Regions from separate parts of the Homo sapiens genome. Here region 2 is linked to region 1. A link is a contact called in ENCODE Hi-C or POLR2A ChIA-PET data. All regions are on one chromosome and are shown on one strand. Each heading gives the region's core, a stretch centred on a gene start or an enhancer-like site at or near the end of the contact. The rest is flanking DNA. Distances are from core to core; before and after follow the strand shown. Region 1 holds the start of DLEU2 (deleted in lymphocytic leukemia 2). Region 2 overlaps DLEU1 (deleted in lymphocytic leukemia 1).

Region 1 (4,958 bases), core at 642-3,141:
CTAGGGCGGGGAAATGAAGGCTGAGGCCCGAGGCCTCTGTATCTCTGCCTCTCGCAGGTGTGGGACGGGCCAGGGGGCCCTGCCTTGTTTTCTTCATGCAAGGAAAAGTGGTTTGTAGATATTCAAAACAAAATTGGCGCAGAAACGAATTCGCCGTCTTAGGAGTGCTGTGGCAGGGCACAGCAGAAGCAGGAAGACGGGCGGCCAGGGCCTTTGCCTAAATTGGAAGGAAACCAGGAGCGAGCGCGCCAGCTCCCGCACCAGGCTCTGAGTACCGTTAGGTGTGAGGGGACCAAAGCGCCGTCCGGTTCGCTGGGGGGTCGACTAAGCTCCGCGTTTTGGAAGCCCAGCAAACACTGCACAGGTTCGCTTTACTTCCTCTCGCCTTCTTTAGAACGAGTGCACACATTGGCAGCTGACGATCCCACCACCTAGTCTCCCTCTTAAAAGAGGGCAGGCAAGCCTGGAAAGGTTTCCCAAATAGAGGCAAACTTATTGCTGTCTTGACTGGCCCAGCGAAAGCGCTCTCAGCACTGGCTGAGCCCAGTGCCCAGCCAGGAAGCTCGGCTCGGGTTGCGCGAGTCCTTGAAGAGTCCCCCACGGCCTGCAGTTGGCCCGAATGAGGGTCTGTGCGCGGGAACGGTTTCCCCAAACCCCTTAAGTAATAACATAACCCTTCCAGACTGTTCATCACACTGTTCAGCTGCCAGGAAAGGTGCGACGCGCTTCTTGCCCTCGTCCCAGCTCAGCTCTAGTTTCTTCCGCCAGTGAGCTGAGAAGCCAAATTATTTTATTCCCACCCTGTAAAGTTAAACTGCAATATACATAAATCACTCAGGGAAGCTGCTAAGATAAATAACACTCAAATGAGCTACTTGCACTTGGTATTGTTGTAAGGCCTTCCTCTGGTGTTTACCGCCCTCCTTGTTTACATGAAGCTCAGGAACAGCGGCTTTAGGCCGGTAGGGAGCTCAGTTTCATTTCAAGGGTATGGCAAGGCCTATCATTTCGTCATAAGGCTTTGAAGGAAAGTTCGTCTGTTTTTGTCTCACATCTAACTTCCAGTAACTTCTCAAAAACTATATTCTTCCAACTGTAGCTCCGGTCTGCAAACTCCCTTCTCCCTAGCTGTCCGGGAAGGGGGACTCGAGCTCGCGCAACGCCCCGCTGCACCTGCGGAGGAGGGAGAGCGTCTGGGTGCGCCATGGAACGCCCGCACCGCGCTTCCCGCGCTCCGCCCGCCTGCCCGCGAACGGCTGCGAGCCACCCCCGCATCCCTCACACCTCTGCCCTCCCCAGTCGTGCGCGGGAGAGGGGGCTAGCACCGCAATGCCTGGAAGAGCGGCCGCGCGAGGGGCCTGGGGACAGGACAGCCTCCCGGCTCCGAGGCGAGGCCCGAATGCGCGCACACTCGGCGAGCGGGGCGGCGACTGGGGAGCCGGAGACGAGAGAGGGCGGAAGTGCGGGACGCCCCGCAGCACTCCCACAGGTCGCGGAGCCCGAGATCCTCGTCGGGTGGCGAGGGCGTGGGTGCCCACGCTATGCGTGACGCCTGAGCCGCGGCCCGAGCCCACGAGCTGGGTGAGGCCGCTGCCGCCGCCGCCGCCACGAAGCCTGGCGGGCGGCGCGGAGCCCCGGGGAGCTGGTTTTCCCGGGCGGGCACGTGACGGGGTTGGCAGCGTTCGGGCCCCGGCTGGGAGGGGGAAGAAGCGGGGAGCAGAAGGCCGCGGGCGGGCGGCTGGCGCGCTGTGTACTTAGGTCGTGTGCTGGGGCTTTTCTCTCCCAGGAGCCGGCGGGGGGAGGGGAGGGGGAGGGGCCACCGCTCCGCCTTCTCCTTTTCGCAATGTTGACGCAATCTATAAATAGTGGAACAAAAGGACCAACTTCCTCGGAGCTTTGCTGAAACTGCACAAAAAATCGAGCCGGGGGGTTCCCTGGTCCCCGGCGATGGGGCGGGGAGCGCTGCGCCGGGGGAGGGGGCGGGCGCGGCGGCGCGGGCCCCGCCGAGGGGGGACACCTGGCTGAGGCACAGCTGCCGCCGTGCCTTTCCGCGCGAGCCCAGAGCTCCGATCCCTGCGCGGGCTCGAGAGCTCGCCCCGAACGGGGGTCTTCCTCCTCCGCCGTTGACAGGTCAGTCCGTACCGCCCCTTTCAACACTGTGGGCTTTCTTTTTCCTCCCCCGAGCCTCCACTTTTAGAAGGGAACTGAGAGGAAAAATAGAACGAGGCGCTGCAGCAACAGCCAGCAAATCTGCAACCCCAGCAGTCCACACGGCAGGGGTGGCCGAGGGGGCTCAAGGAGGCGGTCCCCGCCTGGCCCCTCGTCGTATGGCCGGTGCCTGCGCCGCAGCCAAAGACGGAGGACTGGCGTGCGCCACCCGGGCGGTAGGGAGAGCGGAGGCGCGGGCCGCCTTGCTGGGGTCGAGGAGGGGCTCCCGGCTGCTTCTCTCGCCCGTGGGCCGACCCCCGGAGGCTACGCGTCAGGGCCCGGAGGCCGCTGCATGCGCCTCGCTCCCTCCGAGCTCGGACCCGGCGCCTCAGCTTCGTCCTCTAACTGCTGTGGGAGGATGGAGCAGAGAAGCGCTGTCGCTGCACGCCGCCGTGCCCCCTGGCTCTGGTGCCCACGCAGCCAGCAAGCACTGAGCTGGGGGGCAGGGTGGAACCGGGGCACGCTCGCTTCTCGGAGCCTCGGACCTGAGCGCGAGCGCCCGCCGCGCCGCCGTGGCGGTTCCACAGGGCGCGGGGAGGGGGCGGAGCTGGCGCTGTTGACAGCGGTGCCGGAGCGGGGAGGGCGAAAGTTGGGGAGAGGGGGCGGGGGAGAGGTGGGAGTCGGGGCTGGGGGAGAGAGCGCGCGCGCGGGCTTCGGCGGGGAGAGGGGGGCCGGGTCATGTGATGTACAGACACCCCCGCTACAGGCTGGCTGCAGGGGTGACGTCACCACCCTTGACTGCAGGGGGTGGCACTTCCGCTCCCTCCCCAGCTGCTCCCCAGCCCCTGGCACCGCCGGCTGGAGCCCTTTCGCAGTTTGAGTGGGCAGAGGGAGAGAGGGGTTTTCCTTCTGGCCCCAGCCCGACTGCTTCTCCCGCCGCCCGGAGTCCCCGCCCTGGGACCGGAATGGGAGCCGCGGCCGCCCCCTCCCGACGCGTCCCATTGTGTGAGCGGGCGGCGCAGGGCGGAGGCTGGTGCCGGCCCCCCGCAACTCTGCGCTCCCGAGGGGGCGGGGGCGGACCCCGCGCAGTCAAGGCCAGGTCCAGCCGCCCGCCGGCTCCTCCTTCCCCAGAGCGCCGTCCGCGCGCGGGAAGTCCGACGCTGTCGACTCGGTCCGGACACCGCGGCCTCGCCCGCGTCCCTGGGGCGCCGGGTGGTGAGAGACCCGCTGGGCCGTGTGGGCCCGCAGTCCAGCCCAGCGGGTGTGTGGTTGGAGTCTGTCACAGAGCCCCGAGGGACGCGATCCCAGCAGTCGTTACGCGCTATTTGGGGAAACTCGGGGTTTTGGTGACTCAGCGCGGTGAGCGCTATTTATAGGTAGATGCGTTAGGAGAAGGGAAATAAGCTTCGCTCGAATCCGTCCATTCGTCCGCCCGAGGACTGCAAAGAGCTCCGTTTGGAGGCAACAACTGAAAGACTTCTGAAAAAGATTTGGCAGTTAGAGCCTGTGGTATAAGACATAGCAGGCCTCGCCAGGAGACTAGTTACAACAGTTCGTCTCAAAAAGTTAGAACGTTTTCTGGAGTAGATGGAGGATTTTAGGGACACGTCATGACCCGTAGAGTGTCTTTTTGGGTGTTAGTGTGTGAACCACGAGCAATAATTCAGGTGAAAACCGAGCAGTCCTCCCAGTAGATCGCAGTCTATCAAGAACTGCGTTGTTAGTTGCAGGATTTGTAAAATACATAACATCATATGTGGATAGGTATTAAAAAACTGAATGATGTTGAAAGTTGCTATGCAATATTCTGTAACAGGAAGGTGTGTGTGGCATTTATCTAGAATAAAAAATGTGGAGATTGTAAATTACATGTTTACAATCCAATTTCTCCCTCCCGAAAAGCACTATGAAAAAAAGGCCTTTGATTCTTCAACAGTGTATAAATGCTACACAAACAGTTTTGGCTTCACTTTATGATTTTGATTCTTTTTTCCCACCTCCACCCCAGTTTGTAAATCCAGGAGGTAGATGTTAAGAGAGAGCAATTGCCAGGTTAGCTGCAGGGAGGCAAGAGGCCAGGTCGGGCAGGGCTTTGTATATACCCTGCATGCTGAAGAATTTGGACTTTAGCCTGAGACCTACAAGTTTTGGGGGAAACACATACCTTTTGAGGAAAATAAAAAGCAATGGGCTCTTTCTCTAGGAAAAAAAAATGCGCTTACATACCTATACTAAAATTTTGCATACAATTTTAGGGGGGTTACTTGCTTTATGAGTAAATTCCTATTCTGCCTCAGGACTAAAACATAGGAAAGGGAGAGCCATGAAAGGAGTTTTGGAAATGTCATATTGAGGTGTACACTGGTTGAAGTCCTGGAGACTTGAAGATGGAATGTAAAACAGCCTGTGACCTAAGTAACAATCAATTAGGACCACCGCTGTGTACCTAGGGATAGTGGGGATAGAGAAAAGAGGAATTCAAGGAAGTAATTAAATTGGTGGAATTCTGTTGGTGGAATGGGAAAACTGGTTGGCTGTAAAGGGCAAGAGCAAGAGATACCCAGATTTCTGGTTTAGGGTGTGGACTAAAAGGAGAAGTAGGCCTCAAGTCTAGGGGAAGGAACTCTGTTTTGTCCCTGTAGAATCTGAAGTATCAGAGAACTACTGGGGGAGCAGGGGGTGTTGAAGTAGTTTGGCTCTCTGGAGTCATTAAAATGTAGGTGATAGCTAAAGCAGTGGGAGGGGCTTAGATGGACCACAAAGGGTGCCCTGTAAGAAGTGGTCTGAGGAGGGAACCCTGGGAACACCCA
Region 2 (4,958 bases), core at 832-3,331, 120 kb before region 1:
TCTCCAGCAAATATGAGAAAAACTTGAAGTGATCCTCACACACGAACTTTGCAAAAGAACATTTAGATTTCACGGAAATCAGCAGGTGTGGTAACTCATACCTGTAATCCCAGCCCTTTGGAAGATCAAGGCAAGAGGATCACTTGAGGCCAGGAGTTTGAGACCAGCCTGGGCAACAGAGTGAAATCATGTCTTTATGGAAAAGAAAAAGATAATTACCCAGGCATGGTGGTACATGGCTGTAGTCCTAGCTACTCAGGAGGCTGAAGCAGGAGGATCGCTTGAGCCCAGAAGTTCGAGGTTACAGTGAACTCTGATCATGCCACAGCACTCCAGCCTGGGCAATAAAGCAAGACCTTATCTCTAAAAAAAAAAAAAAAAAAAAAGGTTCTTTACAAAAACGATTTCAGGGAAGCTTGATGACGGGGCTTTAGGGAAGTTCACTGGTGACATCTCGCTGGGATTCTCTTCCCCTCCCTTCACGCTTGGCCAATCTCTACACTTTATTCAGCCTCAGCTCAAACACTACTTCTTCAGCGAAGCCTTTCTTTTCTCACAACCCTCATTCTCATGGTAGCTTGTGGAATACTTCCACATATGTAATTAATTATTTAATGTCTATCTCCCCCCAAGAGATGTGTCTGTCTTGTGTTCAGCTGTATTCTCAGAGCTTAGCACAGTGCCTGGTACATAGAAGTTCTCACAGCAAGTATGTGTTGAATTGAATTATTATATCTGTGCTGTCCACGTGCTTCTATTGCTGCAACTATCACACTATATTGTAATGTGTTTGTTTCCATGTCTGTCCCTTAAGAGTAATCATAAATCACTAATTTTTGAATTCCCAGAGTGTAACACATTGCCAGGATAATCAATAATGAGGAAGGAAGGAAGGAAGTGAGGAAGGGAGGAAGAAAGAGAGGAAGGGAGTGAGGGAGGGAGGGAGACTCACTGACATTTCTACAGTTCCAATGAGATCTTAATAATAAATCCTGTTTATTATTATTTAAATAAAGCAGAGAATCAGGCTCTCAGTGTTAGAAGACTCAAAGATTCACAGTAATTCCTAACTTCCTCACGGGTTCTTTAGTCAGCATGTTTGCAAGAATCTATAGCAATCTCATTGTCCTCCTCCGGAAAAGAGAATAAAAACTAACATTTCTGGGCACCTACTATGTGTCAGGCACTTTACATACAGCATAGTTAGTTTAGCAACAAACTAACTGAATAAACATCCATTGAGTTGGTACTAAGTGCCCTGCACATGACCTTGGAGATCAAAGATTTATTATTGTCCCTTTAAAAAATATGACTCCTTGAACTCAGTGCAAAATTTCAGTTGCGTCCTAGTCAGTACAGGGGTGTGGGATGCACTGTCTCTATCACTCCAGCATAGGATTCCAATAAATCACTTTACCACTGCAGACCTCAGGTTGCCTAACACAGTGCTTATGGCCAACTAACTCCTCACTGAGACTTTTTTAATTTAAATGCTGTCAAGCCAATATGTCCCCCACCTTGATTGAGTCAATTCATTTCAAAACTTAAACTGAGTTTATACTTTTGGCTTTACACTAATTTTAGACTATCACTGTAGCCAGTCCAAATTGTAATTCTCTAGTTCATGCCTATTCTATCATCAAACACAAAAGAACAGCAGGCTAAACCTACAAAGTGACCTTGGACAAGTCTCTTAACTTCTCTGAACAGGGCTAACCCACTGAACAACTCCAGGGGGCCCCATTCATCCCATTGTCTATGCGAATGCCTCCTCCTGAAGTTGTGTTGTGGTCTCAGCCCTGGATCTGCCATTCCTCATCTGTAAAATCAATGGGTTAGACCAAAAACCTTACTCTATGATTTGGGGTCACTTATACTTTTTGATAATTATTCCTTCTATACTTTCATCTTCTTTCCTAATAAAATTACTGATGAGCTGCAAAATACAGAGTAGGATGTGTGTCCCCCAGGTCTCATTTTGCATTCTTGGGAGGCTGCTCTAACTAGGTCAACAGTCACCCTTCACTTCCTTTAGAGCACCATAGGCCTTCAAGAGTGTGGAAGGAGCAAGCAAACTGCCACTTCCTTGTCACACTGAGCAAAATCCTTGTGAGCAATGATGTGTAACAACATGAAACATATATTCTGAAAAACCCCTGAAAAAAGACATCTGGCCGACCCTCAATGGATCTCATCCACAGAGAGAATAGAATAACTGATCTGAAAGTCACTGGTCTTGGCATTGTGATCGATTATGTGCCTTGCTCTTTTGGTTTTGTTGAGGCTGACATCCATAATAGTGAGCTGTGATTGGCTGTTACTGGAAAGACAGGAAAATGCCATGCAGCACAGTGCTGGTTCAAAATGAAACCAATAGTACTAGATTTCTTTATGTTACTAATTATGTCTCCTGAAAATGGGTAGTAAGTTGGGAAATAATTCGATAAAAGGAAACATGATAAATGTACTATTTATCAGAGTGGGCATGGTGGCTCATGCCTATAATCCCAGCACTTTGGGAGTCTGAGGTGGGTGGATCACGAGGTCAAGAGATAGAGACCATCCTGGCCAACCAACATGGTGAAACCCCATCTCTACTAAAACTACAAAAATTAGCTGAGTGTAGTGGTGCATGCCTGTAGTCCCAGCTACTTGGGAGGCTGAGGCAGGAGAATCACCTGAACCTGGGAGGCGGAGGTTGTAGAGCCGAGATCATGCCACTGCACTCCAGTCTGGGTAACAGAGTGAGACTCCATCTCAAAAAAAAAAAAGTACTATTATCTATAAGAGGCAAATTAGCATGTGCAAAAGCCCTGCCTGACATGGGGGCAGAGGTTAGTGAGTTCCAGAAACTGAAGGAAACCAAGGTGTTAAGAGCACAGTGAGCAAGGGGGAAGAGGGTGGGAGATGAGGCCAAGAGGGACCAGACCCTACATGGATGTGTCGACCACGTTAAGAAACTTGGGTTTGAACATCCTTGTCCAACAGTAGAGGAATGGGGTAGTAAATTAGGTTATTGCAGCACCACAGAATTCTACCCATCACTGATTCCCAAAGTATGTTCTAAACAGTTTTTAGTGTGACAGTTTTTCATAGTGTAAAAAGAAAACATTTCACGTAAATATTAATTTGGAGAATATGTGTCAAATCCTCATCTTTTAAAAAAGCATTTTACAATATTATAGGCTTTCAGAAATACTACAGTGAAGAAATTTGTTTACTTTTATAATTTCCCAAACTTATTTGACTTCAGTGATGTTTTATTATCCCCAAGTAATGTCAATTAAATCTCAAGAAAATAGCATTCTGTAGAATATATTTTGGTAAATATTGCTATACATTCATTATAGATGATCACATATGGGAAGCCTATAGAAAAATGAAAAACATACCATGATACAACTATATAAAAATATACATGTATGCAAAAGTTATATTTAACTCAAAAACATCTGCTGCTTAGGATGACAGATTTATCAGTGATTTATTTATTTCTTTAAGTCTTCTTTAACACTGATAATAAATCATTTTTTCAATTAAAAATTATAAATTAGTCAAAAGCAATGAGAGCCATATTTTTTTAACTTATTTGAATTTTTGCCAATTCAATCAATCCATGGGTGGCTGCACAAATTTCACTCCATTAGTGAAATTTCACATTCATTATTATGAGGAAGAAACTAGTCATCATAATACCAGTTCTAATCCCTTGCTGGCAGGTTAATCTAATTAACTTCTCTTAATTGGATGAGTTAATTTAAACTAAAATGCAATTTGATTCATACCATGTTTCACTCCAGACATCACCATAGGATACATGGAATTCTCCGAACTCTTCCAATCCCATTACTACTCAGAAAGCCATTTCAAAGAGCATTTCACAGGCAGAGATCAAAACCTTTCTAAAACGTAAGTGTTGGGGCCAGAAATTAAGTCACTGTATTTTCAGTAATTCATTCATTTATTTATTCAACAAATACTTATTGAGAGCACTAGGCAATGCCTAAGAATATAAAAATTAAAAAGAAAATCATTATCCACAATGAATTCTCAGTAGGTGATACAGACATGCAAAAAGAAATAATGGAATATGGAATAAATTCCCTTACTCTGGTGTTTATTGGCATAACATTAGTTCAGAAAAGAGAAGCCAGTTGTTCCCAGCACAGGAAGAGTGGGTCAGAAAGGCTTCAAAGAGGATGAAATGTTTGAGTAGTATCTTCAAAAATGGGTTTGCCAGGCAGATGAGATTGAGAACACATCCCAGGTACACAGAAAAGAGTGTACAGAACATAGATGTGTAACCCAGCATGAATGCCAAGTGGGACCTAGTAAGAAGGCACAAAAACCTGCTGTGAATCTATCAAATAAGATAGAAATTAACACACGACCGTAAGTTTGGATTTTAGATGGCAACAGCCATTATAAAGCAACAGAAGATTCAGCAAACTAAAGAGAAAGAGTCAAATCTCAGTTGGTTGAAGAGCAAATGAGTGTTGGCGCCGGGGGCAGTGGCTCACGCCTGTAATCCCAGCACTTTGGGAGGCTGAGGTGGGCGGATCGCTTGGGCCCAGGAGTTCAAGACCAGCCCAAGCAATATGGCGGAACCCTGTCTCTACAAAAAATACAAAAATTATCCCCGCGTAGTGGCACCCGCCTGTAAGCCCAGTTACTCGGGAGGCTGAGGCTGGAGAATCACTTGAACCCAGGAGGTGGAGGTTGCAGTGAGATTGCACCACTGCACTCCAGCCTGGGTAACAGAAGGAGACTCCATCTCAAAAAATAAATAAATAAATAAAAATAAAAGTGTCGGGAAGCATACTCAGTAGACCCAGTCATTTGTGGGGCTCAGACATTTTGGCAAGTGATAGACTTAATTCATGTAATAAGCAGGTGTTTATCATGGAATTCTGCTGTGCATGTATTAATTTAAAAAATAAATATTTGGCTGGGCGTGA

The links. A loop is a pair of places that touch in the nucleus more often than their neighbours do. ChIA-PET counts read pairs that join two places held with the same protein, here RNA polymerase II (POLR2A). Pooled maps may share reads with other maps.
Region 2: POLR2A ChIA-PET joins it to region 1 with 13 read pairs in CD4-positive, alpha-beta memory T cell. The contact joins the enhancer-like site here to the promoter of DLEU2 in region 1. A Hi-C loop is called at or near these places in 4 of 168 maps with a recorded cell type or tissue (CD4-positive, alpha-beta memory T cell, HepG2, PC-9 and 1 more), 6 of 37 single-sample maps with no recorded cell type and 11 of 50 pooled maps. POLR2A ChIA-PET finds 5 or more read pairs at or near these places in 13 of 52 experiments (CD4-positive, alpha-beta T cell, CD4-positive, alpha-beta memory T cell, HEK293T and 8 more).

Annotation. Positions count from the first base shown.
Region 1 is chr13:50,122,474-50,127,431 of GRCh38, reverse strand. It overlaps DLEU2 (deleted in lymphocytic leukemia 2), which reads left to right and starts at 1,891. Exons shown (of 14, transcript NR_152566.1): 1 at 1,891-2,130. The region is part of intron 2 of DLEU1 (deleted in lymphocytic leukemia 1); the gene reads right to left. RefSeq lists silencers at 1,439-1,768, 1,799-2,008, 2,329-2,838, 2,919-3,428 and an enhancer at 1,060-1,770.
Region 2 is chr13:50,246,099-50,251,056 of GRCh38, reverse strand. All of the region lies in intron 2 of DLEU1 (deleted in lymphocytic leukemia 1), which reads right to left. Among named protein-coding and RNA genes, the nearest start is that of DLEU2, 120 kb to the right of the region's middle. RefSeq lists an enhancer at 1,487-2,002. Within about 2 kb of position 2,081, at least 4 of the 41 ENCODE cell types and tissues checked have a DNase peak (open chromatin) inside an H3K27ac peak, as active enhancers do; they include CD4-positive, alpha-beta T cell, where a contact is called at or near this core.